6 separate regions of the Mus musculus genome follow, and all the other regions are linked to region 4. Evidence: chromatin loops called from intact Hi-C (ENCODE). Cell type or tissue: heart. All regions are shown on one strand. Region 1 overlaps Dpf3 (D4, zinc and double PHD fingers, family 3). Region 2 has its middle 53 kb from the start of Gm51988. Region 3 has its middle 14 kb from the start of Dpf3. Region 4 overlaps Rgs6 (regulator of G-protein signaling 6). Region 5 overlaps Dpf3 (D4, zinc and double PHD fingers, family 3). Region 6 overlaps Dpf3 (D4, zinc and double PHD fingers, family 3).

The links. Hi-C counts contacts between places; a loop is a spot of excess contacts. Peaks named below come from ENCODE experiments on the same cell type or tissue, not always from the same donor. Only the 100,000 strongest peaks of a DNase experiment are listed, where the experiment ranks them.
Region 1: a loop joins it to region 4, with 2.2 times the contacts of the local background. A loop is called at or near these places in 2 of 42 quality-filtered maps.
Region 2: it touches region 4 in a loop (2.2-fold over the local background); 2 of 42 quality-filtered maps call a loop at or near these places.
Region 3: a loop joins it to region 4, with 5 times the contacts of the local background. A loop is called at or near these places in 39 of 42 quality-filtered maps.
Region 5: a loop joins it to region 4, with 2.4 times the contacts of the local background. A loop is called at or near these places in 2 of 42 quality-filtered maps.
Region 6: a loop joins it to region 4, with 6 times the contacts of the local background. A loop is called at or near these places in 4 of 42 quality-filtered maps.

What each region holds. Positions count from the first base shown.
Region 1 is chr12:83,421,391-83,426,390 of GRCm38, reverse strand. All of the region lies in intron 1 of Dpf3 (D4, zinc and double PHD fingers, family 3), which reads left to right. Among named protein-coding and RNA genes, the nearest start is that of Dpf3, 64 kb to the left of the region's middle. In heart, CTCF peaks have their summits at 1,136 (motif pointing right) and 2,105; a DNase peak (open chromatin) is centred at 1,500; H3K27ac peaks cover 3,025 bases.
Region 2 is chr12:83,205,565-83,210,564 of GRCm38, reverse strand. No RefSeq gene overlaps it. Among named protein-coding and RNA genes, the nearest start is that of Gm51988, 53 kb to the right of the region's middle. In heart, a CTCF peak has its summit at 2,587 (motif pointing left); no DNase peak of the experiment used is centred here; H3K27ac peaks cover 3,519 bases.
Region 3 is chr12:83,499,730-83,504,729 of GRCm38, reverse strand. No RefSeq gene overlaps it. Among named protein-coding and RNA genes, the nearest start is that of Dpf3, 14 kb to the right of the region's middle. In heart, a CTCF peak has its summit at 2,302 (motif pointing right); no DNase peak of the experiment used is centred here; H3K27ac peaks cover 829 bases.
Region 4 is chr12:83,112,024-83,117,023 of GRCm38, reverse strand. Rgs6 (regulator of G-protein signaling 6) reads right to left here. Exons shown (of 17, transcript NM_015812.4): 15 at 725-911. Among named protein-coding and RNA genes, the nearest start is that of 1700030I03Rik, 6.9 kb to the left of the region's middle. In heart, CTCF peaks have their summits at 2,429 and 4,563 (motif pointing left); no DNase peak of the experiment used is centred here; H3K27ac peaks cover 1,372 bases.
Region 5 is chr12:83,249,599-83,254,598 of GRCm38, reverse strand. The region is part of intron 8 of Dpf3 (D4, zinc and double PHD fingers, family 3); the gene reads left to right. Among named protein-coding and RNA genes, the nearest start is that of Gm51988, 97 kb to the right of the region's middle. In heart, no CTCF peak of the experiment used is centred here; no DNase peak of the experiment used is centred here.
Region 6 is chr12:83,362,884-83,367,883 of GRCm38, reverse strand. The region is part of intron 2 of Dpf3 (D4, zinc and double PHD fingers, family 3); the gene reads left to right. Among named protein-coding and RNA genes, the nearest start is that of Dpf3, 120 kb to the left of the region's middle. In heart, CTCF peaks have their summits at 194 (motif pointing left) and 2,887 (motif pointing right); no DNase peak of the experiment used is centred here.

The sequences.
Region 1 (5,000 bases), 310 kb before region 4:
AGTGAAGGTTGATGCCGGCAGGGGGTTGGCCAAAAAATTATGTACAGGGCCTGGGGTTAAAGTGCTTTCTGAGCAAGCACGAGGAACTCCATTTGGATCCTCAGAACCTATGTACAATGCTGCAGTTCCAGCCTCCGAAGGTGGACACACGGGATCCTAAGAGCAAGCTAGCTACTGAGACTACTGAGAGTGGCGAGCTTTGGAATTGATTGAGTCTGCCTCGATGAATCAGGGAGAAGAGCTCTTGAGGACTGCCTCCCTGACAGTAACCTCAGGCTTCCGTACATGTGAGCATACACAAGCATGTGCCCCCACTCATAAGCAACGCTGAGCACAAATACATATGCCCCCCCCCCCCCAAAAAAAATTGAAAAGGAGAAAGGCCAAGTGTGTATGACCTGGTTGTCGGTCATTGAGTGTTGACGTCTCCAGGGGACTGACACTAATGCCGGGGCGAGGGCATGCATGCATGAGGAGCCTTGGGAACATGGCAAGTCAGTTCAGAATGAGGTCACCAGGACTGCCTCATGGAGGGCAAGGATCTCAAGGGTTTTCCCCAAACAAGAAGATCCAGTCTAGGCTAGCAGGTGGTGAGGGCAGAAATACTGAGACCTGAAAGTGTCCCTAAGTCGCCAAGACTGGTCCTGGCAGCCTTTGTTCAAAACCACATTTCTCTTCCAGCCTGGATGGCTCCAGAGCCATCCCAGACTACACCAAATCATCCCAGGAATTTTTCCAGGCGTCGAGCCTCGGGCAAGGCTGAGGGGGAAGACATTCCTTTCTTCCAGACCTTGGGAGAGTCACTTTGTGCTGGAGTTTACTGTCCTCGGAGGGTTCACAGGACAAAGTTAGGGATGCCTGGAGTTGGTCAGAGGAGATAAGCATCGACCCGCTAGGCACCTGGGCTCCTGAAAGTCACGTCACTGTCCTTTCTTCAGCCTTCTTTGATGTACTGGGGTCACCTCTCCTCCTTTCTGTTCAGGTGCATCACGTTGCTGCTTCCCCGAGGGCTCAGTTTCCCCCTTGCTGGAAGGAGGCAGAACATTTTCTGGGCTCCCAAAGCATGTTTCCAACCGGGGGGGGCCTGGACTAGATTTAGACCTTTTGTAGCTTTTGAAATATGTGCCACTAGGTGGCTGTCCCATAGACAAAGGGAAAATGGTGTTTCTTAGTCTGTTTTACTATAAATGAGTACACAGGTCCACAGGATTTTATCATGTATGTTACAACCAAAACCAGAACCAAACAGACAAAGCCTCACTTTTCTGCTATTCACAAGGCAACTGCTTAGTGGTGGTCCAGGGGGAGGGAGGAAGCAAGAGAGGATTCTTAATCCTGGGAGCAGGAATGAGTGCAGAAAATGCCCTGGGAACTTAAGATTCCCCCGGTTCATGTCAGCGCACAGCAGCCCATATATAACCCTGGGCAAGCTTAATCCTCGCTTCCCCGGCTTATCTCAGCCTCACATTCGTGGGCTCACCAGCCCGGAGTCTCTTTGGATGTTGGCCAGGCCTGCTGGGAATGGTAAGAGCTGAGACAGGGACAGAAACTCACGTCCTTGCATGTTGGAATGAGGCCTCCTTCCTCTCCCACTTTCCTGGCCTTTAGATTTTCCTCCTGGCATTGGCACGTAGGCTTCCTGGCCTCACATCTCTAATCTTTTGAAGAAGGGAGACTCTGATCTCAGGTTTGCAGGAGGCTGTGTCAGCGATGCAGATGATTCGAGGTGAGCAGAGGCAGAATGGTAGTAGTTGTACTTTCTCTTTTGGTTGTTTGGTGACGGGGTTTCACAATCCCTAACTCAGGCTGGCCTTGAACTCTTTATGTAGCTTGGGCTGGGTCTGAGCTTGGCAACCCTCCTGCTGCCGCTTTTGGACTCGGTTCCAAATCCTGACATTTCAGGCTTATGCCAACAAGGCTGGCTTAGGTGTCACTTTGAAATCCCGGCTGCAGTCTTGTGAGTTTAAAACCTTCCCCGAGTTTCTCTTTTCCTAGCTAACTTGGATTTTTATGAGGAATGGGAAGGTCTCATGAGAGCAAACGATTCTGGGAAGCTGACAGAGGCCATGTTGGGGATCTTGGGCTTGTACTGGATGTGTGGGCAGGCAGGTGGCGCCTCTATCCTTCTCCTCTCTCGCCTTTTCTCTGGGTTGGGTTTACAGCTATGACCCGCCCTCCCCTGACCCCTAGGTTTCCCCTTTAGAACAGCTGTAAAGGTCACAGCTTGCTTTTGAAGATACGTGGTATTTCTAGAATGGCTTCCATTCTTTGGACAAGAAGCTGAGTTGTACCTAACCTTAACTCCCTTCCTCTTCCTCTCACATTCTTTCTGCCCCTTCCTCTGCCATGTTCCCTGACCGTGGAGGAAGTGATAGAGAGACCATCTATGACTGGTCACTCAACAGGAACCTATTCTTAGTACGTTTGACTGAGTTACAGTTAAGCATCTCTATAGCCATCTGTGACCATCACAAAGACAAGCTTCTCTGGCCAACAGGGACAGCAGCGCTCACCTATGGGCATCAACGGTTAGTTAGAGGGTGATCTGATGGGCACATCAGTTTAGCCAAAACAGCAGAAGTAGCTTTTCCACTCCACCCCATGACCTCCCCAGCCTCAGGCTTTTGGCTTGATTTGTGACCCAGACATGAATTTTGTCCTGTAAATTAGGTATCAAATATAATCAGGCGGGAAACAGTTGTTCAACCCCCCATAACAGGCTTGTCACTGATGCACCATTGACTCGTCAGGCTTGGCCAGGCAGTATTATTACACACAGAGACCATAGCTGAGTATGACTCCTCCTCTTGGGAATTCTCCCCTAGGAGCCTTGCATACCTCCGAGGGCTAGCCAGTAAGAAGGAAGCTTCCAGCCCAGGTCTAGCCTGAATTCTTCATGTCCTGTAATCAAGGCCCATTGGTGTCTTTGGTGATAGGTAATTAGGTAATAAAGTCTAGTGCTACTAGTTCTGGTGCAGAGCTAATAGCAGTGACAACTTCCTGTAGTGTTCTGGGGGCCTCAGGGACCTCCCTGACCAAGTGGTGAGGCAGTATCCCACCCCTGGTACGGGACTATTTCTTTAATAACCTATGGCTCTTGGGAGCATCTTTATCTACCTCATTGAAACACATAAAAATGAAAAGCAACACAACACACTTTTTTATTAGTATTTCAAATATCAGATTCCTTTATGGCACCCCCCCTCCCCACCAGCTTCCCCCTTCCTCTTGTCTCCTTGTCCAGAGTTGTGTGACTTCTTTTCTACTTTTTTTTTTTTTCTGATAATATCCTAGGGTTATACATTTTCACTTAGTTTATTTCTTTTCTCCACCCAAAAGTTGCTTTTCCAAGTGTCCTGGGCTATATCTTTTATATTTTAGTTTTATTATAAAGGGTGATATAAAGCCATTTTTACCGAAGCACACATTATACTTTGAGGCTACTGCCACCCCCATACGGCCTCTCTCTTTCTCTCCCTCCCATAATGCACTTTGTTTTCTTTTTATTTGACAATATACCCACAGCCCAATCCCTTTTTATTCACAGTACCAGGGGGTCGAATCCAAGGCTTTGAATATGCTGGGTAGATAAGAGCTGTATGAGCTATAATCCCAACCTGTAATCCTACTTTAAATAAGGTATTTCAAGTGTGGATATGTAATTTATTTAATTTCACCTCTCTTGATAGGAATTTAGATGATTTTCAATTCTTACCTCAATGGGAAAAATCGAATATGCTTTCCCCATAAGTCACGTGTGCCCATTTTTAGCATGTATAGTCATCAGGACTTCTCAGTTATTTCTGAAGTTTGTATGTAATATGAAGTGAGTGAATTGAAAGATATCTGTTATGTTCTTACCTTGGACAAATATGGATCTCTGACTGTTTTCCTGATGGTTTGTTTTAGATCATTTTTTTTTCTTTCTTTCTTTCTTTCTTTCTTTCTTTCTTTCTTTTTTTTTTTTTTTTTTTTTTTGGTTTTTCGAGACAGGGTTTCTCTTTATAGCTCTGTCTGTCCTGGAGCTCACTTTGTAGACCAGGCTGGCCTCGAACTCAGAAATGCCTCTGCCTCCCAAGTGCTGGGATTAAAGGCGTGCGCCACTATGCCCGGCAGATCATTTATTTTTTTAATTGAAAAATAAAAATAAAATTTAAGTGTATAAGTATTTTGTCTTCATGTATGTCTGTATACCACATGGGTGCCTGGTGACCATGAGGCCCAAAGAGTGGCATCTGATCCTCTGGGACAGAAGGTTGTGAGCCTCTATGTTGGTGCTGGGAATTGAACCTGTGTCCTCTCAAAGAGCAGCCAGAACTCTTAAATGCTTAGCCATCTTTCCAGCCCTCTAAATGATTTCTTGTTGGTATAAATGAGTCAGTAACAAAAGTTGTATGTACATTTCTGCTACATGTCTCTGCACATAGAGGCCAGAAGGCAACATTAGGTGTCTTCTTCAGTCTTTCTCTACTTTGAGAAAGAGTCTCTCACTAAACTGGAGCTGGCTGATTTGGCTAGAGTAGCTGACCAGTGAGCCCCAGGGATCTACCTGCTTATCTCCTCTTCTCCAGCTCTGGGATTGCAAGTGTTCCCGATCATATCTGGCTTTTGCAGGGGTGCTGGAGAAAGGAACACAGGTCTTCATGCTTGGACAGGAAATATTCACTGACCAGGACATTCTGCTGGTCCCTAAATATCCTCTTTGGACTGGCTCGTTTTTTAAATCATTCCTTAGCACAGTTTCCTAAAATTGGCTTAACTATTCTGAAAATTGCTGTATTATTAATTTCCTGTTAATGGGATAAAGTACTGTGACGAAGATAACTTGTAGAAGAGAGAGTTTGCATTTGGGCTTATGGTTCCAGAGTGGTGAGCCCATCACCACAGGGAGGCACGGCAGCAAGCCTCCCTCATGGCCACAGAAGCAGGAAGCTGAGGGATCGATCACAGCTCAACTGCAAGCATAAAGCAGAGAGAGCTGCAAATCACGTGAGGCTAAC
Region 2 (5,000 bases), 94 kb before region 4:
GCACTGAATCTAATTTATCGGTAGTCAGAAGGGCCGCTGAGGTCATCTGTGAGTTGGGCTCTTTGGCTATTCTCCAGTATCCTCAGGCCTTGAGATCTTTATGATCCTCTTCCAGAGGCCCCGAGTGTGGGAACAGCCTGGGAACCATGGATTGGTTCAGAGTTTTTGAGAGCTGGAAATGTTTTTCTAAGGAGCCTGCAGACTCACTGTGGGGGTAGGGACTGGGTTGTTTGCTCTGAGGAGTGGTCAGGAAGCAGAGAGGAGGAGGTCGGAAGGTGAATGGATTGGGTCCTTTGACCATCACAGTGGATGCTTCTGGAAAGGCCTGGCTGCAGGGCTGTTCAAACTGGGCAGCAGGAGAGAGGCCCAAAGAAAGCAACTTCAGGAAGCCCTGAGGTAGAGAGGTAGGCTCCTGCCTTGTCATTTCTGCATTAAACCTGTCTCTCAGAAGAGAGAGAGAGAGAGAGAGAGAGAGAGAGAGAGAGAGAGAGAGAGAGACAGACAGACAGACAGACAGACAGACACACACACACACACACACACACACACACACACACACACACACACACACACACACCCTGTAAGGAGGAAAACTGGAAGCCAGGAGTAGTGTGCCTTTGAAAGGTCTGTGTGGGTTTTGAGGAAGGCCTGGCCATGCCTCCTGACTGGTTGCAAGGGCTCCTTGGCATTGGTGAAGCTGTGAGAGGTGCCATAGGATGTCATAGGTGTCATGAGGGTGTGGGTGAGTACAGGGGTGCCCTTTTGGAGTCTGTGACAGCCTCAGGTGGAGGGGCCAGCAGCCTCGAACAAGTGACACTCCACAGTTTCCCCATCGTTGGCCTCACCACGAACAGGGAGCATTTGTGCTGATGGTGACATTACCCAGGGCAGAGCAGAGGAAGGCAGGATTGGGCTGGCAGGCAGCCAGAACCCTCTTCCACAGAGATATAATTACTAATAATGACCTCTATCCTGAAAGCAAATAAGATGGCCATTCAGGTCGGCACCAACTGGGTCTGGCAAATCAACAAAACCGGGGTTGGGAAGGGACACAGGAAAAGAGGCCTCTGTCGGAAATAGGGACCCCATGAGGCCCTGGGGTCTTTGTATTCCTCAGCAGCTAACTTTGAGAACTCCCTGCCTATGCTCCCACCCACTGCATCTCGTTAGCTCACCTTGCTCCATCTCTAGTGTTGTGTTGTTAATATTGCTGATGAGAGCAGGCGCATGTGTGTGCGTATGTGTGAATGTGTGAACGTGCATTGCATGTGTGTGTGCTTGTGTGTGTATGTGTATGCATGTGTGTGTATGTGTGTGCATGTGTGTGTGTGTACATATGTGTGCATATGTGTGCATTGCATGTGAGTGCGTGCACACTCATGTGTGTGTGCATTGCGTGTGTGTGTGTGTGTGTGTGTGTGTGTGTGTGTGCGTGTGCACATGTGGGTTTGGGTGTATGTTGGCCTAAAGAAAGCCACTGGTGTTGATCCAAGACCAGAGGGAGAGCCAGGAGCCACCAGGCAAGCTGTATCTTATCGTCCCTGAAGTTTTCTGCAGCCAAGGACTGCAGTGCCCAGTCTAAAGAGCCAGCAGATGGCTTCTCGTGGCCTTTCCCATCTTTTCTCTTTGTCACCTCTGCCTCTTTTGGAGAAATATTGAAGATTTGAGAAAAAGAAAAAGCCTCAATTATGCTATCAAAACGGTGCAAAGACTTCATGGCTGCAATGAGGTCTGGGTTTTTGTTGACTCTATTTTCCCTTTCATGTTTATTCCCCACTGTGACCTTCATTCTCTTTTTCTCCTCCCTCCTCCACCCTTCTCCTCCCTCCTCCCTTCTTTGCATCCCCTCCCACCTTCCCTGTAGCCACGCAAATGTTAGAGTGCAGGGGTAGCTGGAAGAAAACAGTGCCATAAAAGAAAAATATACCCCTGTGCATTTTCAACATGTAGTTGAAGAAGCCTAAATTAAGGACTAAGGGGGGAACAAAGCAAAAGACACACGGCCAGATAATATATGAGTGAAGCCTGAAAACAGAAGCTCAGAGCAGAGGGGCTGTGGAGCAGGTGGGTTGGGGAGGCAGGGAGTCCCAGCTTGCCAGTGTGTCAGGTCCACATGGCATTTGGGGAAACAGATAAACCTGTGCTTTGGCATCAAATGGTCGGGTGTTTAGGGCCCCTTGTGCTCTTTTGTTAGGCAAGGGAAGAGATGCCCATGCTAGCTGTCCCTGTGCATCCGCCATGCTTGTCCACCCTGGCTACTTCTTCCCTGGAGGCAGATGAACACATTTTTTGCCTGCCAAGAGTGAATGCTGGGCATGCTGGTACTGGCTGAAGCACTTGGCAGGGGGCTGGGTATGCGCAAAGCAATGGGCTTGGTCTGCAGGGGCTGAATAAAACCAGCCTCACCCTGGCCCAGGCTTCGGGTTGCATTATCAGGCTGTAAATGCTAAAACATTCCAGGGGGAACCCGGTAAGCATCCTGCAACCAGGACGGGGCTGCTTATCCGCTTATCCGTATGTTAGCTTCTGTTTGGAGCATATTTCCATATGATGTGCAGGTGGAAACATCTAGTTATTGCCACCTTCTGGAAGTTGGGGAGAACACAGTTGACCCCCGGCTCCTTGTTTGGATTTGTTATCCCGGGCACTAGCCGCCCCTGTAGGTACATGTCCTTAGCTTATGGAGATGCTATGGAAAGTGGTTCATCCTTAGCGCTAGAATCCAGGGGGATGATGAGTGGCTGTACCTGGCTGAAGCACGTCTGGTAGGCAGGTGATCTGAGATTGTGTTCCCAAATGCTGTTTTTGGATTTCTGGAGTGGAGGTCAGGGTACTGTCATTGGCAGAGTGTGCTCAGTAGAGAGAAGTAACTGGCGTGGGAAGGTAAAAGCCTCACACCTGGACTGAGTGGACACCCACAGAGACTCTGCTGGCTTGGGTTCAGCCTCTAGGAGTGGCTTCTGCCGTGGTCTTGCTGGGTGGATGCAGCCCACTGTCAGGCTTTGGCAGCACACCTCCTCTGGGATGGGCTCTTCGAGTCCCAGCTCAGGCTTCTTCTACTCCCTCTTGTCCATACTGACAGCACTGGAGACAAACACTTCCTCTTTACCCCCCCCCCGCCTCCCCCCCCCCCCCCACTTCTTTGCACATGCTACAACCAGGATTTAGCTTTTAGCTATTCCCCAAAGAAGTCACACCAGGCTCTTACTTTTTGGCCAGCTAAATGCCCTCCTTGGGGAAGACTATGTCAGCCTGTTCCCAAGCAGCCTTAGGTTTATCTGTTGGTGGCCTTAGAGAAAGCTCTGCTGGATCCTTGGAGCACACAGCTCTCAGTCGGAGGGACTGGAGGGTCTCTAGGGACAGCCAGGGTGGAGTGTGGCTGCGAATCTGGGTTTAAAGTGCTAGAGACCATGAAATGTACCCTGGAGTTTGGTCCACTTGAGAGCTGTCAGGCAGGGTTCCTTTGGCTCAAATCTCCTTTGAATAGTCAGATTCCCCACTGTCCTTAGTGATAGTATGGAAGACGGGAAGGCTCTCCACCTGGATCCTGTCTGAGCCAGACTGGTGGCACTGCTCTCAGGCAGCTGACGTCAGACCATGAGCCTCCCATCTCTGAATTCACGATGGACCTGGGATCCCCAGAGCCAGTGGAGGCTCTGAGAGGAGCTAGCTCCTTGCCTATCTCCTCTCTAGCGCACTCAGATGCCTTCCCATCCTGAGGCTGGCCTTCTGGACAGTTAGGAAATGCAGATCTGAGGAGTGCCTGTCCTGTGTATACTATAGCTTGTTTGAGAAAGGGTCAGAGCTAAGTCCTAACCACAGTCCCCTCCCTGCCCACCTTGTGTTTAGGCTGAGGACAGACAACCTTAAAGGCCATTTTTCAAATAACCCTTTACCCCTGGTGGCTAAGGGAAGATATCCACAGGAAGATACACGAAATCGATTTTCTTCTTCGAGTTGGCTAATCCCTGTTGCATCTCCCATCAGGGAAAGGTTAGCTTGGTGGCTTTAGTAAGGGCCACCTCTGTTTATTAAGCCCAAGGTTTTCATGAGTGAGCTTGGGCAGGAGGTCCCTGGGGCGGGATGAGAGACAGATGACCAGCGATTTGGAATCTCTTGGCTACTTTGGTTTCTAGAGGGGCACAGAGGTCTCGGGTTAAGTTAGGAGTGTGAAGCATTGGGGAAGGAGACGTTTAGTCTTCATTGGCTCTGTTAGTATCTGAGCTGACGCTGGCTATCTTGTACTACTGTGGACTGCTTTGGGAAAGGGTCTCTGGCCCCTGGTGATATTCTAATCTCTGGAGTCACAGGGTCTCCACTGCTATCTCTTGGCCTGGTTGAAGGGTGATGCGAACTTCTCCCAGTGGGCACAAGAGGTGAGAAGCCATTCCAGGACTTTAATCTCACCTTTCCCACATCCTCCAAAGGATGGCTGAGAGCTTCAGCCTCCATCTCTGGAAATCTCTACAAATGAAGAGCCTTCCTTTTACGCCTTTGGATATTTTCCCCATTGGACCTTGGGACCCAGCACCATCTCTTGCTGACTGAACAACCTAGAGTTTTTGCCTTGAGCTGCTTAGCTACCGTGCCCAGGATGAAGGCTGACACAGCTTTCCCGAGGTTAGAAAAAGGGCTGCAGATCTGGGAAGCTGTGTGTAATGGGCCGAAGATGAATTTCCATCCGGCTTGCTCTGCTGCTCTGAAAAGCAAACACAGCAACACGCAGATGAACGGGAAGCCCAGCCCCCCTCTCCCCGGTCCCCTCTCAGGTGTGGTGTTGTGATGGCACATGTAGAGCTGTGTGGGCTACTGTCCTTCCATCCTCTGGGGACGCTTTTTATCTCTCTCGTATGTCAAGTCCTGGTCTTGTGACTCTGATTGTGAAAGGTGGTGTCATGTCCCCACTCTGTCTGAGGGATGGATGGGATTTTCAGTGTTGGAGGGAGGCTGCGCACATCTTCCCTAATCCCAAGAGCACACACTGGTTCTGACTCCCTAGA
Region 3 (5,000 bases), 390 kb before region 4:
TTTGTCTGCATGTGTGTATGCACATTAGGAGATAAAGACGCTTGCCACTAAGCATGAAGACCTCAATTTGATCCCCAGAGCCCACATACTAGGAAGGAGAGAGCTGACTACTGAGAGTTGTCCTCTGGCCTTCACGCTAGCGTGCACAAGTGCGCGCGCGCACACACACACACACACACACACACACACACACACGAATAAATGTAGAAGAAAAATTAAAAAGGTAGATAGGAAGACAAGAAGACAGGAGGAAAAGAAAAGTTGCCATGTAGGCCAGGCTGGTCTTGTATGTATGTATGTATGTATGTATGTATGTATGTATGTATGTACAAGTAAGTAAGTATGCATATTTGTATGTATGTTCAAGTAAGTAAGTATGTATGTTCAAGTATGCATGTATGTTCAAGTATGGCCTCCTGCCTCCACCTACAGAGTGCTGAGATTATAGGTGTGCACCACTATACCTGGTTTACATCGTGCTGGAGTTTTAAACATAGGACTTTGTACACTCTATTATTTATTTATTTATTTATTTATCTAGACAGGGTTTCTCTGTGTAGCCCTGGCTGTCCTGGAACTCACTCTGTAGACCAGGCTGGCCTCGAACCCAGAAATCCACCTGCCTCTGCCTCCCAAGCGCTGGGATTAAAGGTGTGCGCCACCACGCCCGGCTGACTTTGTACACTCTAGACAAGTGCTTTACCAACTCAACTGTTTACTGACATCTCCAGTCCCCAAGATGTCTTTTTTTCCTAGTAATTATAAATAGGTCCCCAGGGGCTTGAGAGATGGCTTGGCTCAGTGGTTAAGAGCACTGGCTGCTTTTACAGAGGACTGAGTTCAGCTCTCTGTATCCACATGGCAGCCCACAACCATCGGTAACAGTTGTAAGTGACAACTTTGCTCTGGGGCTTTGGGGTTTGTTTCATCTGGGACATTTCAAAGCCTATGTGGCCTCTTAGCTCTGAAAGCAAGCCTGCCATCACTACCTTCTTCCTCCTTCCTCAACTTCTGCCTAAACTATTTCCACCCATCCATTAAGAGAGCACTCCTGGTATTGGATGGGTAAGAGTCCAGAAGGGAAGGCAGGAAGAACAGGGGCCCTGTGCACTAACCATGGCTCTGCAAGAGAGTCCCTTGCAGGGTTCCCAGAAATCAGAGCATTGTTAAGCGATGACCACTGTACAGTATGCAGCACAGAACAAATTCAGGACTCTGCCCTGTTTCCTGCCTTGCTCTCCTGGGGGCTTCTTACCTAAAATAGACGCCAGTTACGTATATACATATATTAAAAGTGAAAATAAATGTTTAAAAAGAGGAATGTAGGTGTCCTTAGTGACTTCCATATCAAACAACAGTTTTCTGAAACTTTGATCATCCATAGGTCTGGCTTTGGGAATTTTTCTGGAAGGCCTAGTCGGTAAACCGGATCTCAGACCATATTTTTGGATGTTCTTTTCCAGGTAATTGATCATTATCTGGCTCAAGTCTCAGAACTTTCGTACTACATTCATATAGGAAGAAATGGAAGGCGCCGGAGACATCAGGTGCAAAGGGAGTAACTGGGTCACACTCTGAGTTCTTATCAAGAGGCAGTATGTCTCCAGATTCTCAAAGCAGGAAGAACGCAGGTTCGGACTGTGAGCTCTTCCCGACATTTAAGGCTTTCTGTCTTTGCATTCGAGGGCAGTTTTCCTACCTTCTCAGCCCAAGCCTCATCGAGCTAGGTAATACTTGCTTGGGGAATTGTTGCGTCCACTGAATGTAACTTCCTGGCACCCTTAAGAACTGGACTGACAAGCTTGTGGAGGTAAGTCTGTGTGGTTGGGTTTTTTTTTTTTTTTTTTCCCCACTGTCAAATAGATTGATGCCAGCACTGCTTTGGCTGTGAAAGTGGGTACGTATATTCTCTCCACTGGAGCCAGCCTATATGATAAAAACAGCCCAAAGACAAGACAAGACAAAACAAGTTCTGATGACAGCGTAGTGTGTGTGTGTGTGTGTGTGTGTGTGTGTGTGTGTGTGTATAGTGTGCACCAAGCATATGTTCTGTAGATCAGAACAACATGCAGGAATCAGTTCTGTCTTTCCACCACATGAATTCTGGGGACAGTACCCAGAATCAGGTTTGGCAGAAAGTGCCTTTTCCGGTTGAACCATTTCTCTGACCCCACATCTGTATTTTATCGATACCCCTCCCTACTCTCTAATATCCATATCCATGTAAGAAGATACTGCTGTTTGGCATGTCTAGGAGTTTCTCAACTTGTTTACAAATGTGTCTTTCCACTAACCGACACTAGAGGGCACTCGATTGCCAGTAACAAATTTGGGTCTCGGAACTCTGGTGTGCGTGTTCCACTTTGGCCAGACTCTTTTCAGTAAAGAAGAGTTGTGAAGCCCCACTCTTCCCTCAACCTGACATCAGGGGAGAAGGGACGCTAATGAGGTCTAGACGTTGGTTTCCAACAAATCAGGCTTTTGAAACATCCCTATCAACAGCGAATAACTACTGTGTCCTGAGAGTTAAGTTTAATCCTATCTCATGGTCCTCTGATTCTAGTTCCATGATACCTCAAAAGGAAAGCATTGGCAGGACGGGTCCCTTCTTTAAGAGTGTGTGTGTGTGTGTGTGTGTGTGTGTATGTGTGGTGGTGGTGGTGGGGGTTGAACAGGCCAGACTGCCCTCACTTAGCTCTGGTTGGTCTGAAACCTCTTTCCCCTCACACAGGAGGGACTTAGCACCCACTGCAGCCCAGTCTTATTAGGCTTCAGATTTGGTGACCAGAGTCTGGTTCCTGTAATTGCACTACTCCTTGTCCTTTGGCTTTTTTTTTTTTCCATGCCTCTACCTCCTCAGTAACCAGTCCTTGGTCATTCACTCACTGACCAGCAGGAAGAAGTAGCTCTCAAGTGCTTACTATGTATCCTGCTCATGTTCCTCCTGCTCCCCCTCCTCCTGCTCCCCCTCCTGCTCCTGCTCCTCCTCCTCTCCCTCCTCCTGCTCCCCCTCCTCTTCCCTCCTCCTCTCCCTCCTCCTGTTCTCTCTCCTCCTGCTCCCCCTCTTCCTGCTGGTCCTCCTTTTACTTGTCATCCTCATTTTCTTCTTCCTCCTCCTTGCCCTCTTCCTCCTGCTCTTCCTCTCTCTCTTCTTTTGTGGTTCTGGAAGTTGAATCCAGGGCCTTGCACATCCCAGGTGGGTGCTCTACCCACCATGTCCCCAGCTCAGTCATTGTTTGTTTGTTTGTTTGTTTGTTTTTCCCGAGACAGGGTTTCTCTGTATAGCCCTGGCTGTCCTGGAACTCACTTTGTAGACCAGGCTGACCTCGAACTCAGAAATCCACCTGCCTCTACCTCCCAAGTGCTGGGACTAAAGGCGTGCGACACCACGCCCGGCAGTCATTGGTCTTTTAAGAAATGACTTAAGAAGTGTTCGCGGGTACACGCACCATGGCATCCATGAGAAGGTCAGAGGATAACCTGTGAGAGTCAGGTCTTTCTTTTCAGTATGTGGGCCCCAGGGATGAAGCTCAGGTTGTCAGTCTCCGTGGCAGGCACTTTTATCTGCCAAGTTACCTTGCTGGCACTATCAGTGACATTTCTATGTATCATCTACATTGCCATATGTAGAAGCTGGTATGAATAGCTACATTTTACAGAGGAATAAACTGAGGTTCAAGATTAAGTTACTTGCCAGAAGTGAATTTTCTGATTTATTTAAAAGTTTTTTTCTATTTCTCCTGTACTTCTATATTCTTTAATATTGTTATAAGTGTTTCACGACGTTTTATGAGATTTTATATAAAAAAAACCTCACAATTTATGATAAAGCTAGTTAAAGACGTAAAAATGACAAATGACTTTTATTCTCGTGATTTGCCCACCCCTGTATTCTCAATTAAATCACAAGCCAAACATAAACTAGGCATGGTGCTCATGCCTGTAATTCTAGCTCCTGGGAGTCTCAAGCAGGAGGATTGCTGTGAGCATGAGGCCAGGTCAGGGTCCAGAAGGAGAGCCTGCCTTCAAACAAAGGAGAAACAAAGACAAACAAACAAACAAAACAAAACGCCCTCTCCTGCCCCAGTCACAGAAAGTCAGGAGCACACCTGTAATCATTCAAGAGGCAGAGGCAGTCTGGCCCACAGACAAGGCTGGTCTTCTAATCAACCCTCGAGGCTAGTCTTGGCTATAAAGTATGTTTGAGGCCAGACGAGGCTGCTTTCAGGGATGGGGTAGGCGTGGCCACGTTGGACACCAGCCTCCCCTCGGCCCTTACTTTATGAGGGTTTGCTTTAGGAGTCTCTCCAGTGTAGCTAATACGTAAGATGAGAATGCTTTTATTTGGCTGCGTGGAAAGACTTTCTAGAAACCCCTCGGCCTCCAGGTGTGATGGCGTGACCTGTACTACCTGCTAATGAGCTCACATATTTAGTCATGGCTACAGCTTCAGGATTTTAAGGTTTCCAGGGAACACAGTTTCATCCCGTGTTACCTGCTATGAAACAGGTGGTTATGATGGGTATAGAATCCCCTGACTGATAAACTGAATCCCATACAATGTCTTCTGCATGCTCAATGCTGATCTAAACCAAACCAAACCAAACCACCTCCCCCCAGCCCCCCCCCGCCCCCCGCAAAAAAAAAAGCAAAACAAAAACAGCCACACACAACACACACACACACACACACACACACACACACGTGTGGGGCTCTGTCATTTGTTATGAGGAGGGAGTTTTTGAAATGTTATCAAGATCTAACTCGTTTACCACACAGCCTCCTTCCCCAGTGTATGGTTCAATGGCTTTTAGTCTGTTCAGAGATGTGTGACCATTACCCACTTGAGGACAGTCTTTTTTTTTTTTTTTTTATCTCCTAAAGAAGACATTTTATGAGAGTGGGAGAGATGGCTCAGTGATTAAGAGCATCTGCTCTTGCAGAGACCCTGAGTTCAGTTCCCAGAAGCCTAGTCTGTTGGCTTCCATTCAGGCGGCTCA
Region 4 (5,000 bases):
ATGGAAGCAGTGCAAAGTGTGGGCATCACAGCTGGACAGGGGTGGACTTGATTCTTGACCTGGCCAGCTCCCAATTCCCACTTTAACGGTGTCATGTTATTGTTTTCAGCCTATCTAGTAGAGGGGTTTAGATTTTGTAAAATTCTGTAAATCACTTTTCTTTTTCTCTAGAAAAGATAAGACAGATACAAATGGTCCCACAATATATAGCCGTTTGACTTACAGTACCCTGAAGTTACAACGGTGCATAAGCAATGGGCACTCAATAGATTTCAGATCTGGATCTTTCTCCAACTAGTGCTGCTTGGTATGATCCTCTTTCTAGACACTGGATAGTGAGTGAGCTGAAGCTCCCAGTTAGCCTGTGCTCCTGAGGAAAAGGGCAGATCCCTGACCGTGTTCTGAAAATGATAAGCTTTGACGTGCGTAGTGAGTACATTTTACTAAACTAGTTCAACTCACGGTGGGTTTCCCAGGGTGCAGTTCCACTTAGCATCCTAACTTGAAGAACTATAAATTTCTGTATCTGTGTAGTAATGTAACCTAACAAGAAGATCTTGGGATTTCACTGTACACTTACCTGGCACAGTTTCTACTGACTGACTTATAAATAGTGAAAGCTGATGGTCAAACTACTCATAAAACCTCTGATTTGTATTAAAGGATCGAGTTGTAAAGTGATTAAGGAATGCCCTATGACAATAATTTGGGTCAATGAGCAAACCTGGGCATCTTCAAATGTGTATCTCCCTCCATCTTTGACATTCTGACTGGTTATCTCATAGCTGTGAGAATCCAAGTTGATTGCACTTGGGGCTCCGGGAGCTAGAAACTCTTGCCAGATTTCCTCCACCCTCTTGGCCACGTCCTGTAGAGGTTGCTTCTTGAGATCTTGGACAGACAGCCAGAACCTGGAGCGCAAGCAGAAACACAGTCAGTTCTATTTGGACACTGCTAGAGACGGTTCCAGAGCTGATGCTGTGTGTCCCCTGCCTGTCTTGACGCCACATGTGAGTTCCACAGGACTGCTAAAAGTACAGAGAGTACTGATGGGGACAGAATAAAAGTACACATAAGAAGATGTGAGCTTCTGGGGACTGGCAAGATGTCCTCTTCCCTCTGAGTAAAGAATTCTCAACTCCAGCACAATAGCCATTCAGGCTGGGGGATTCCTCTTTGGTATAGAGGGGCTGTCTCATAGATAGAACACCAAGTCCCAAGCCCCTCCCCACGGCCTACTAGGTATCAGCAGCATCTTTTAAGCTACGACAACTAGCAAATATCTCCAGAGATTACCAAGTGTTCCAGAAATAAAAACTCTGCTTGGTTGAAACATCAACTCTTCTTCATGCAGATCTCTACACAACGTGAGCCCTGCTGTCAAATCTGGCTGGGGCCACTTAGGGACACCAAAATAGGAAAAAGAGATTAAAGCGTCTACTTAGCAGTTAAAAGCACTTGCCGCTTTTCTAGAGCACCTGGGTTCTGTTCCCAGCGTCCACACTGGCCAGCTCACAATTCCTTGTGACTAGTTTTAGGGAATCCAATTCCCTCTTCTGGCCTCCACAGGTACTGTAGGCATGTGGTGTGCATATAAACAGGTAGGTATCTACACACACACACACACACACACACACACACACACACACACACACACACACGAATAAAATAAAATAAAAAAATTAAAAGGAACATGTCCCAAAAGCATGCAGAACCCTGAATTTATAAAAGACATTTTGTCTAGAATGAGCCAGCCACTCATGTTAGAGAGCAACAAGGGGTGGAGGTGGAGGGGGGAGGTAGGGCAGGTATTCACATCAGTTCTCAATATGGTGCCGGGCACCTAGTAGGTCCTCAATAAACAGTTTAGAGGGGATATGTCAGACATAAAGCTGGAGAGGCATCTCTACCAAAAGATTCTTTAGGGAGTATGAGAGAAAAGTACCCACCCTTACTTCCACTTGCCTCCCCAGAATCTCTCAGCTATGGACAGAGCCCCATATGAACACGTTCCATTGAGAGCTTTAGTCAAGTGAGTTAAAGCAACCCCAGCACCCCCTGCTCCAGGATTCTCCAAGGCATTATCTCAGTGGCACCCAGGGCTGGAGGGCACACCCTCCCCTGCAAAGGGGACAGGCCTGTGTCCTCAGTGAGACAGTGAAGGATCCACTGCTGTGCCGAGTGTACAGTGCACAGCCACAGGCAATAGAACACAGACATGAGTGTGTGTGTGTGTGTGTGTGTGTGTGTGTGTGTGTGGGTGTGGGTGAACTCAGATGAGCCATAAGGCAGAAAGGCCATTCAATCTGCCGTTAAATTCCACCCAAAGAAAGATGTACTTGCTTATTCATAGTATTAAATATTTTTATTCTTAAAAAGGAGTTGCGTGTTTTTCTGCAGCTCACAGATGTGTGGCCCAAAGGTGTCACCCAGTGGCAGACCTAAGTAATGCAGCCCCATTTCCACTAGGAACGTTGGGACATTGTGCTTGATTCCAGGCTATCTCCAACTTTCCCAGTTTGCCCTTTAGGAATCTAATGATCTCTTTAAAGAAACCCCCCCCCCAAACCTGAAGAGCCAAGAAGGCAAAGAAGAAAAGAACACCCCTCTATCAAGAAAACAGGGAAGTCAGTTCTGTTCTCAGCCTGGCTCTGTAGCTGTCTGGAATTGTACTGTTCCAGGTAGACTTTGATCATCTGGGAAATGGGTACAAAGTGGGTGAAGGAAGAGGGACCCTGGATGATTTCCCAGCCACACTTAACTCTGGAATGCTTCCAGGCACCTGGGTGGGAGCCAAGGAACAAGCAAGCGGCAGGCCAGTCACCCTGGGATCACCACCTCCCACCCTGAGATTTTAGGATTTCAACTCCCACCCTGAGTGGTGTTTGGGGATAAAAGCTGCCTGGCCTCGAAGATGCTCTTTTCATCTCCTGCCTTTCAGCCCTCCTTGGATCTCATCTACCTCCAGGGAGAGAAGTCGCAGAGCTTTATGGTACCTACTGGGTCAATAAAGGAGCATGGAATGGCCTCTGGGCCAAGTCTCTGGCTGAGGACAGCCTTCTGGGTCATATTTCTCCCTGTGCCTGTGGGGCTTCCGTGACTTCTCGCACAAATAGTTGGTCCATGGGTGATTTTTTTGTTTGTTTGCTTCCTCCATCAGTGTCACTTGGGAGGTCACCTTCTACCATCTGTCCCTTGCTAATCTAGTCTGCTGTGTAGGAAGCCATGGAGACCCCATGGGAAGGCCCTGAGAATATCTGAAGCTTCTAGGCTCTGTAGACCCCTGTGGTTTCAGGGGGCTTCAGGATGCCTTTTGCAGAAGGACGAGAGAGGCACTGTATGGCACATCCTTCCCAGAGTATACAGAAGGAGCAGAGAGGATGTCAAAGCAAACTTCAGAATCAAATCAAATATATTTTTACATTGAAATCAAAAGATTTCTTCCATCAGTTCAAGTTGAGAATTTTCGCTTTATCAAAACACAAGGAAAAACAGCAGGCATGTCACAGGAGAGGGAGAAGGGGAAGTGGGGGGAGGAGGGAGAAAGGGATGGGGGAGGGCACAGAGTGTATAAGAGTGACATTCCCTGGACAGCTTTCTCTTTCTGTGTACATAGGACTCAGCCCAGCCTTCTGTCTGTCTTGGAGATGACCTACCTTGTCTCTCCTAGGTGACAGCAAAAATGTTGTCACAACAGCATCCTGACATCTCTTATGTGTTTACCATCTTGGCTTAGAGGAACCTTTGTGATGATTTGAAATGCAGAACAGGCTGTGGTTTGTGCTTGCCTTCTTCTTGCCTTGCCAGTCTGAGCTGAACTGGGAGCTCAGGCCAACCCCCTCCCTGCCCTCCCATTGCCAAAGAGCCACAAAAGCTTCCTTCTGTGTATCCTCTGTGGATGGGTGGCCCATTGAGGATAGAGAAATGGCTGCTCTTATCAAAAGCCTGCAGGTACCGCTCCGTTGAGGAAGCGGTTAGTTGTCAAATGCCAGCCGCTCCATCAAATGCAACCATCCTGCACTAAGCCCTCGGCTGGAAGCAGAGAGCCTTAGGGACTGGCAGGGCTTGGTGGCTCCAGGGTGTGTGGAGACCACCTGCCTTGCCTCTCCCCTAGCCACTGCCAATTGTCAGAGCAGAGAGAGGTGGTGCTGTGCTGGCATTTGATCTGTGTTCGTGACTTAGAAATGAATGCAGGAGAGGAAACTGGTCTTGGGAGAGGGCAGCTTGCTCCAAACGCACTAGGGTAAAACATCTGGGGTCCATGGAACTGGAGGATGGTCCAGGACTGCCTCACTTGCTCCCTTTCTCCCTAGATGCTGACAAGCAATGGGGGTTTTCTCTTCCAGACTGGCTAGCGCACAAGAAGCCATGCGCCATCGATCATTTACCATTCCATCAGGAGGTCTGTACATCTCCGCACTTACCAGCTTACCTGCCTTTTCACTAGCTAGAATGTTCAGAGGCTATACAACACAGCCCTGAGCTTGCTCCCAGAGAAAAAGTGAACTCCTTGGCAGAAGGATGTGTTTCTGTGCCCTCTGCTGGTCACTGGGTGACTCAGAACAATGGACAAAAAAAAAGAGCTTTTTGTCTGGTTGGGATGCGGGGTTGCCCCCATGAACAACTAGCATGAACAGTGCCCAAGCTGAGCTTGGCACAGGACAGGAGCCACTGCTGAAGTTAGCCACAGCCTTTCAGGAGTCACTCTCTTCTGACTTGTCATCTGTTTGGTTATTGTGGGATCCCCACTGGCCCTAATGAAACTTCTGGGGTCTTCCTAGGGCTTGGGGCAACTGCTGAAGCTATGGCTGGAGATGGAGCTCTTGAGGCAAAACCTGGCACCCCCCTGTGCTTGCTTTAATTGCTTCTTCCCTCAGCTGACACCGTGTGGAAGTAGGGCCATCAATCTGCAGGTTAGAAGAACAACTCTGCCCTCTCAGGAGATGTTACAGCTCATAAAAAATGTAGGGGGACGCTCTTTGTTGCAGGTTTTGATTTTT
Region 5 (5,000 bases), 140 kb before region 4:
GCTGTCATGCCAAAAATTACTGAAGAGATTTTTTTTTTTTTTTTTTTTTTTTGCCATGGTTAGGAGATGCTCAATTCAATGTCTTAAGCGAATTGGCTACCCTTTCAGATCCCAGGGTTCCTTTTGGTGAGGCTTATTGTTAGGTTTTGAGAGTTTCCTGAAAGAAGGAAGTGGTTGGAACTGGTGTGTTTTTGTGTCTGCTCTTGTTTCAAGCTTCATCCCGTGTTCGCATCACCTGGAAGTCAGTTTTCAGGCTAGACTAGAGGGATGGAGATTATTTAAAGTCAGTAAATCCAGTGTTTTCTATTTTGCATAGTCATGGTGTGAGGAGCACATATCTCTTGGTTAGGTGAGCTTCACTACATAAAGTAGGAAATAATTTTTGAGAGTCATTGACAGTGGTTAGCCATGGTTTATTACTGACCCAATCCATTCAGTTATGTTGGCTGTGTTGTTATTATTTTATGTTCTAATGGTTGAGAGAAAAGACAGGCTCTTACTGAATATTCCAGGCTTTAATTTATTGATCTTCCCGAAACTGCCTCCTGAGTGCTGTATGTTACTTTTTTTTTTGTAATGTTGGGGATTGAACTTAAACTCACAGGTGGTGTTAGGCAAGAGTTCTACCACTGAACACGATACCCTCTCCCAAGTGCTGGAGTTAGAAGAGTGTACCACTATGCTGGACTTGCCTGTTATTATTAGCCATCATCTGCCAAGGCTAGTTATACATGGGATAGACCTAGATGGTCTTACTAGAACCCTATCCAGTGGCTACTGTGTTATCTGAGTGAGTGATTGAAGGCTAAATTGGGAATGATGTGCAAGTCCTGAGAAGTAATTCTTAGGCTATGTTAGTATTGGTATCAGCAGTGATAAGACCATGTTCAAATGAAATAAAAAAGACTAAAAAAAAATCTAAAATTTTGGGAAAGATTAACAACAGTATATCATAAGAGCAAGCAAGCCCTTTAAAGAAATGTTTAGCACTAGAGATTGTCTAACTTGGAAAGGAGCATGAGTGGTCACTTAATAACTTCAGTGTGTCACTGAGAAAAAGATACTGACCACTTACTGTGAGGACAGGAGACGTGCCTTGGGGGATTGAAAGCAAATAGACAAACTCTTTGACACTGAGAACTAACTTTCGTCATTGGAGGCTAAGGTGGGCTCACCAGTAGTCAAGAAGCCAAGGTCTTTTCCTGTGTGGAGGTAGGGGAATGGGAGAGGAGGCCTCTTGAGGTCTAACTCTGCAACACATAGAGTTAACATGAAAGGAGCCGGTGCCTACTTACCACCAGCAAGTGGAGAAACACGGACAAGACTGGTTCCAAGAGTGTGTCTTAGAGTCAAGAAAATTCTACTTCTAAGCACGCTCTGTTTGCACTGAAGCAACGTTACTCATTGGGTGTTACAGGACCCCAGCTGGCATGTGACTATTGTGGGAAGAGACAGTTTCCTCCAGAGAAATGCCACAGATGTGAAAAAGAAGTCAGACAGACAGGCCAAGAGGCCGCTAGTTGAATGGTACTCCGGAAAGCCCCATCTCTAGAGTCCCAGTTCTCAACTCCATGGATTTCACAGCCTCCAACTTCATCCTCACGAATGAATCACATGCTTGCTAATAGGGCCTCACTATTTCATCCAGCTCAGATGGAGTGATATCACCGTCGTTCACAGTTGTCTCCTAACCTCTCCAGCTGGTCAGGCATAAGGGTCCAGTAGAAGACAATGTTTTATCAACACAATTCTACTTGGGAGGAAAGTGGTTAGCAGCCTTTCTAGAGAACCTAAGCCATTTGGGAAAGAAGTTCGGCACACACTGTTTTCGATGTGCTTGTTTTAAAGAAGCGACAGTTGTGCTGTGTTCTGTGTGTGACGTGAGCTTTCTGTGGACTGTGACTCTAACAAGGCAACGTCTGCTGATACCTGCTGGGGGAGCAAGTGAGACATCACCCTGATGCTAGTGCTGCGTTATGGCTGACTTATGGATTTGGAGACACCAGTGGTTTATAATCTCGAACACTTCTTTGGGTAAAATAGGCTGTCTTACCTTCATAAATATCAACCTTATGTCCACAATGGGAAAATAAATCAATATGTTCAAACCATTGTTACTTTCTGTAATAATCCTTTTTGCTTTATGCTACAGATCAATCGCTCAATACCCGATTGAATGCCTTCCGTGTTGCAATACTGTGTGAGGTTCTGAAGGACATACAGAGAAGCAAAAAGGGATGCTTGCTTGTTTTTTCTCTTTCTTTCTTTCTTTCTTTCTTTCTTTCTTTCTTTCTTTCTTTCTTTCTTTCTTTCTTTCTTTCCTTCCTTCCTTCCTTCCTTCCTTCCTTCCTTCCTTCTTTCTTAAGATGTTTTTTTATTTTATGTATGTGAGTACACTGTAGCTGTACAGATGGTTGTGAGCCTTCATGTGGTTGTTGGGGGTTGAATTTTTAGGACCTCTGCTTGCTTCAGTCAATCCCACTCACCCCAGTCAACTCTGACTGCTCAGTCCCTGCTTGCTCCCGCCCAAAGATTTATTTATTATTATACATAAGTACACTGTAGGTGACTTCTGACACACCAGAAGGAGGCATCAGATCTCATTACGGGTGGTTGTGAGTCATCATGTGACTGCTGGGATTTGAACTCAGGACCTTTGGGAGAACAGTCAGTGCTCTTAACCACTGAACCATCTCTCCAGTCCAAGGGATGCTCTCCATGTGCTCATGTGAGCAGCTGGGTTTAGGCTTTTCATAGGTGGATGGTTAGGTTACTAATTCCATTCTGTAGAGATGGGATCTGATACTCAAGGGGGTTGAAGTAATAAAAGTGCTAGTGATAGCTGGCAAAGTCTGAGTTTTTTAGTCAATTTCTTTCTTTTCTCTTCTCTTCTCTTCTTTTCTTTTCTTTTCTTTTCAGATAATATTACTGCTGAAGCACAAGATTATTTATTTATTTATTTATTTGTCTTTTATGACTCTAAAGTATGGTTCTCCAGTGTGTCATGCCAGACATCCTTTGTTTTAGTGGCAGAGAAACAGGTGGTTAACATATTATTCAAGATAAAGCATGCATAATTAAATGCCAAGTTGCCACCAACTGCAGATGTTAGGCAGGCTCAGCAAGGAGAGGTACCGGTGCTAGCTGATGTGGGGACAAGACTTCAGAGAAGAATGAATGGAGTTGGTATGGACAGAGAGAAGGCAGGCCACTGAAAGCAACAGCAGGTGGCAGGCAGATGGGCCGAAGCAGAAAAGGTGTGAGCAGGCATGGGGGTTTGGAGCCAGAGTGGAGAGAAACATGCTGTCAGCATTGACATCAAGAGGAGGTTTGATCCTCAATAAAAGAATTAGGAATAGCAGGAAGTAGGGCCCCCTCGTGAGCTCGTAAGCAGGATCTGTGTGACTCTTAGCATGGCTCTGAGTGTAGCTGAGTCGTGAGTGCCAAGAAAGCTTGGTTCATTCACTCTCCCCATCCCGCAGCATCTGTCTTGTGATGGATGGTAGCTTCCGAGTCCTCCTGGACAAAGCAGCAACCACATTCCTTCTAGATGGCTTGAAAGACTCAGTGTCTCCCAGCTTCAGTATGATGTCTAACTGGTCCAGAGCACATCTTTCTGAGTGCTGACCCTGGAGGTTGGTGATTCCATGGCCATTTTCTGCCAAGGGTTGTTCTTTCAACCTTGCGGATTGGAAATGCACCTGGGAGGAGCATAGTATATTCAGAGAGGCCCGCTGGCCACTTGGTCTCAGAGAGCCTATTTCAATTTGAGATGTAAACCTATGATTGTTCTGATAAAATTAGAACTAAATGTACTTGGTCCTTTAGGTTGATAGGTCAGTGGCTGAGGATAAAGTGAAGAAGAGAAAGAGGAGGGGAAATGGCTGGGATGCTGGTCATGCCCATTCTTGGGTGTAGAAGCGTCTCAAGGCTTCATTGTCTAGATAATTTGATTTGCCTCTTATAGGGAATGAGAAGTTGCACTTGTAACCCTTAAGCTTTTAAAAAAGATTTATTTCCTTTTAGTTTTTAAGATTTATTCATGTATAAAAAAGTTCTCTATTTGCATGTATACTTGCATAACAGAAGAGAGCCTTAGATCCCATTACAGACAGTTGTGAGCCACCATGTGGTTGCGTGGAATTGAACTCAGGACCTTTGGAAGAGTAGCCATTGCTCACAACTGCTGAGCAGTCTCTCCAGCCCCTTATTTCATTTTATTTATAGTATCAGTGAATGGGCATGTGCATCTGAATACAGGTAACCATGGAGGCCAGAAGAGCCTGTCAGGTCCCATGGAGCTAGAGTTCTAGGAGGTTGTGAGATGCGCTGCCTGGATGCTGGAAACCAAACCCAGGTACTTTGCAAGAGCAGCACAAACTCTTGCCTGCCCCATCCCATGAGTCTTCCGATTCTAATACTGTCTGTCTCCCCTCTCTGTGATTTTACTTCACTGACGGCTTCCTTCCCTATTAGGTTCTGAAGCTGAAAGAGGTGCAGCCATGTGTTAGAAGTGTGGATGGAGAAGGCAAAGAGTATGGGCCACTTCTGCACAGTAGCCCAAAGGGGCTGGCACTTTCTGCCGCACTAAATCCTCATCATTTCACTCTTGATGTATCTTCTGAGACGCCCTGTTGGAAGCTATTGTCCCACTTAGCAGGTGAATAAATAGATGGGCACTTAGAGGTGCCAAAGCCCTGTGAATGTGTTGGACTGGTCCAGACCCCACGTGTATTCTCTGTTGTTCACGTGAGTTCACTTGACTTTCCATGTTACTTGCCTAGAATGTTCAATGACAATTGTCTTGGCAACTGTATAGATCACAGGAGCAGAGCACTGGACTCAAAGAGAATGACATGAAACTACAATATAATAGCAGCCACCTTCCCTCTAATGAGAGGAATTATTGTAACAGGCCTCCAGATGGGACCCTCTTCCTTCTTGCCTTTCTGCCCTTGCGAAGGACCCATGTTTGGTTCTCAGCACCCATGCTGGGCATC
Region 6 (5,000 bases), 250 kb before region 4:
GCATAAATACACACATATGCATATACCCCTGAACCTGGATTTAATGATGTGGACACCCTTGCTTTATCACATACAGAGTGCACAATAGGCACATTGGTAGTTCAGTAACAGCAGGGCTATTTGTAGTAAGATTACCGGACAGGACTTGACAGTTTTTCTTTTTGCACTTTGTATCTCTTGCCCTCTTGTGGTGTCAAGCCACTGTGCCTCAAAGTCACTTCAGATAGTCTTCTGTGTTAGTTGTGACAGTAAGTCTTCTACATAGTTGGATTTATAGGTTTCATTTTGGTTTTACTTGTTAAGGGTTGATCTGTTTAGAGGATTCATAGAATTTCTTTTCTTTTCTTTTTTGTTTTTGTTTTGTTTTTGTTTTTGTTTTTGTTTTTCAAGATAGGGTTTCTCTGTAGCCCTGGCTGTCCTGGAACTCACTTTGTAGACCAGGCTGGCCTTGAACTCAGAAATCTGCCTGCCTCTGCTTCCCAAGTGCTGGGATTAAAGGCGTGCACCACCACACCCAGCGAATTTCCTTTCTTAAAATTAGCTTCTCATGTTAAGTTGCCATATACCTCCTGGGAATTGCACACGGCACCTAGAACACCTTTCTGGTTTTCGTTCGCTTTCCCCAAAGATCACACCAGAAGTTGATAATGGTAAAATGTGTGTGAGAAGTGTGAGAAGCTTTTGCCTTTCTTTCTTTCTTTCTTTCTTTCTTTCTTTCTTTCTTTCTTTCTTTCTTTCTTTCTTTCTTTCTTTCTTTCTTTCTTTCTTTCTTTCTTTCTTTCCTTCCTTCCTTCCTTCCTTCCTTCCTTTCTTATTATTTAAAACAATTTTAAAATGAAAATATATCTCCATCATGTTCTTCCCTCCCCCAAATCCTTCCAGATCCCTTCCCCCTTCCTGGCCTGCCATCTTTAAGTTCTTTTTCAAAAAATGGACGAAACTCTAAGACAGAAACAAATCCCCCAAACCAAGAAAACAAAATAATAATAAAAAACCCACCACACTATAACCAAATAAAGACACACGTGCATACACATACACACAACATACATACACACAACATACATACATACACACACGCATATACACACACACACACACAACTGAGGAGTCTATTATATGTTGTCCAACTGCTCCTTAACATGAGGTTTGCTCTGGAGTGGTTGATATTCCCAGTGTCACTCTACTGGAGAAAACTTGATTTTCCTGCTCTCAGCAGGTGTAAGTGACAGTTGTTAACTTTTACCCCAGTGTATAGGTTTTCATTCATTCACTCACTCATTCATTCAAAAAATATAAAAATAGTATATAATAAGAAAAGACAAAAACTATACCATTGAAGTTGGACAAGACAAACCAAGAGAAGGAAAAGAGCCCAAAAGAAGACACAAGAAACAGAGATCCACTCATTCACACACACACACAAGAGTCCTATAAAAACACTAAGCTGGAAGCCGTAATATAAGTGCAGAAGACCTGGTGTAGACCTGAGCAGGTCCTATGCATGCCGCTTCAGTCTCTGTGAGTTCACATGAACTTTGCTCATTGATTTAGAGGGTCTTAGTTTTTCTTTGTGTCCTCTATTGTCGCGCCCGCTCTCGACCAGCAAGAACTACGCGACCACCAGTCCTTCTAACAGCAGTTTATTCAGTCCTGATTCTTCTTGTTTATATCTCCCCCGAACCCTGGGCCTCTCACTCCTTTTTTACTCTCTCTCATCCACGCACCGCAGGCCACGCCCCCTCGCCAGTCACGAGGCTTCAGCTAATCAGGGCAGCAGGGGCAAATCTCCACCAAATTGGATTCACCTGTATCCTGGTACACCTGCGCAGCACTCAAGATGTTTGTGTCTTATATGAGGAAGTCAGGTGCAAGTCATATGACTTAGCTGCAGTCCCTGGCGCCTTTGGGACTGCCGCCACACCCGCTCCCCACACTCTATCACCCCTGGCTCATACACCCTACCTCCTCTTCCATGGGGTTTCCTGGAGATCCTGTCATTTTATCCCATGTAACCAATACTATAATCAAGACAGGAAACTCCTCAGTGCAAAGATCTCTTTCATATAACTACTTCATATCCACACCCAACCTTTCATCTCATCAGGTCCCCTTACCAAATTCATTTATAAGATAGCTGTCCTACAGACCAGTTAACTCAGTTGGATAGATGGTGGCACTAATAAAAGAACCATTTTTAAAATAAACATTTTCTCTCTACTGATGAGCACATCAAATCATCAAACACAATTTTCAGTGCTTGAAGAATGCTTATCGAATTTACTTAAAGATGTGTGATAAGGGTTAGATTGCCTTTGTTGGAGAACATGTTTATTTTTCCTTTATTCCCAATGAATACTTGTGCTAGGTATAAAATTACAAATCGATTGTCTTTTCTGAGTAGCATTTGAAAGACTTGCCATGTCTTAAGGCGGCTAGTGATGAGAAATCTGCCGCCAGTCATGTGGCGTCTCCCTTGTATGAGAATCGTCGTTTCTTTTCACTGTTGTCAAGGGTTTTCTTTGCTTTTATTTTCAAAAGTCTAATGTTGATGTGCCTTGGAATAGATTTATTCAAATCTATTCTGTTTGAAGCTTACTTGGAGTTTTGGGCCTGTTTTTTTCCTGTTTGTTTTTGTTTTCTCTCCAAGTTTGAGAGATTTGTTGGCAATATCTTCAGCCCCATTCACTTTTCTTTTGGGATGCCAAGAGCACACTTGCTAGGTCTCTTGTTACAGCCCCAGATCTGCCCTCTTTGTTCCCTAGGTTCTATTTTTGGTTTAAAAATTTAAACCTTTGTTGTTATGTGTATGTATGGGTGTTCTGCCTGAATGAATGTAGCCTGAATGAATGTAAGCATACTACATGTGTGTAGTGCTTGCAGATGCCAGTAGGGGGCGCTGGATTCCCCCCAGAATTGGAATTAGACACTTGTGTGCTGCCATGTGGGTGCTGGGAGTCAATTCGGTTCTTCTAGAGAGCAATTGTGTTCTTAACTGCTGACCCATCTCTGTAGCACCCCCCCCCCCCATCTCTGCAGCCCCCGAGATTCTATTCATTTTTGTTTCTCAGTTCCTCAGATAGAACAATTTCTATAATTTCTCTTTTATTTTCCTCCTTTGGATTCTGCTAATGAGCTTCATTCATGGGAAAGTTTTTTGCTTCTTTGATTACAATTGTTCATCTCGATTTCCTGTTTGGTTTCTTGTATCTTTTGCTTTTTATTCTTTTTTCTATTTTTCTTTTATTAAAAATAGAACGTTTTCATACAGTATATTTTGATTTTAGTTTTCCCTCTTGGAACTCCTCTGAGATCCTTTCCGACCCCCTCTCTCATCTGAATCCACATCCTTTCTGTCTCTGGTTAGAAAACAAACAGGCATCTAAAAATTAATAAAATAAAGTAAGATAAAACAACAAATAAACTAGAATAGGAACAAACAAATAAACAAACAAACAAACCCAAACTGAAACAAAGGAAAGGCACAAGAAACACATACAAATGCCAAGACAGACAGACATACATGCAGGATTCCCACAGAACCTCAAAACTGGAAGCCATCCTATGCATGCAAAGGATCTATAAGGTTAAAAAAGAAAGCCTTCTGGGCGATGATAGCACACGCCTTTAATCCCAGCACACAGGAGGCAGAGGCAGGTGCATCTCTCAGTTGAGGCCAGCCTGGTCTACAGAGTTAATTCCAGGACAGCCAAGACTGTACAGAGAAACCCTCTGTGTGTGTGTGTGTGCACACATAAGACCATCAGCACAATCCAAATAATGAGCATACACACAACCCTACAAAGTTTCTAAAGCCCCTTTAGCCCAGTTCTTTTTTATCTTCCTATTCTCCCCTTTTTTGGGGGTGAACCATTGATCTCGTCCTATACTGGAATCTACAGCTATGTACTCCATTCTAGAGGTGGCGCTGTCTACATTTTTTCACTTGCTGTAATTACTTCAGCATCATCCATGTGCTAACACGAGTCTGTAACAGCCAGGTAGTGTCCTGACGTATGGCTGTCACCCTCTTTATGCCCATTCTCCTGCTGATGAAGGTCTCGGTGTCTTTCTAGTTTCTGCCTATTATTAAGGAGGCATTTTATGAACTTTTGTGTTCAAGTCTTTGCATGGACGTGTGCTTTAATTTTTCTGGGGCAAACGGCTCAAACACTGAATGGCTAGATCATGAAGAAGGTGAATGCTTAACTTTTTAGGAACTTGCCAGGCGGTTTTCCAAGGTGAAGTAGAGATTATTCCCTCCCGCTCTGTGCGAAGGCCCCATCGTTTTCTCTCTTGGCTAATACTACACACCGTCAGTCAAGAAGGTCATTCTGGAGGATGTTTAGTGATGCTTACTATAGTTTTAACTTGTGTTCCTCTAATTGATGGTGTAACTGATCATCTTTATATGTGCTTTTTTGCCATTGAAAACAAGCTGTTCTTTCCATATCCATGCACAACACATCTGTTCAAGAACGGGTAGGTTGTTCTCTTCACACCGGCAATCTTTTGATTCCCCGTAGTTACTCCCTGCATATCCACAGTTTTAGTCTTTGACATTCTCTTTACCTGGAGCGTCATCAGACCCTTCAGATGGAGGGTCCAGTTTTCCAAGACTGCTCATTTCATGGGCCAACTACAAGTCCAGGCTGTCAACTGTGGTTCTGACCTCTAAATACAAAGTAGGAGCTCCCATGATGCCCTTCAGATTTGGTCATTTGCTAAGAGTGGCTCACAGAGGTCCAAGAAACAGTTTCTCTATCTGGACCTGCAGCTAGTTACAAAGGAGCCACCTCAGCCATTTCCACCCCCCCTGGGTCCCCCCACCACACATGTCCTCCTTGGCTCTTCTCCATTCCTTTGTAATTGTCTGACACTAAGGATCCCACAGTGACATGGTTGGTAAGGGACCCAACCATGATCGGTGCATAGCTCAACCCTCACCGGAGAAGCCTCCTCTTGCAGTAGGCGAGTAAGCAACATAGAGATGCACACAT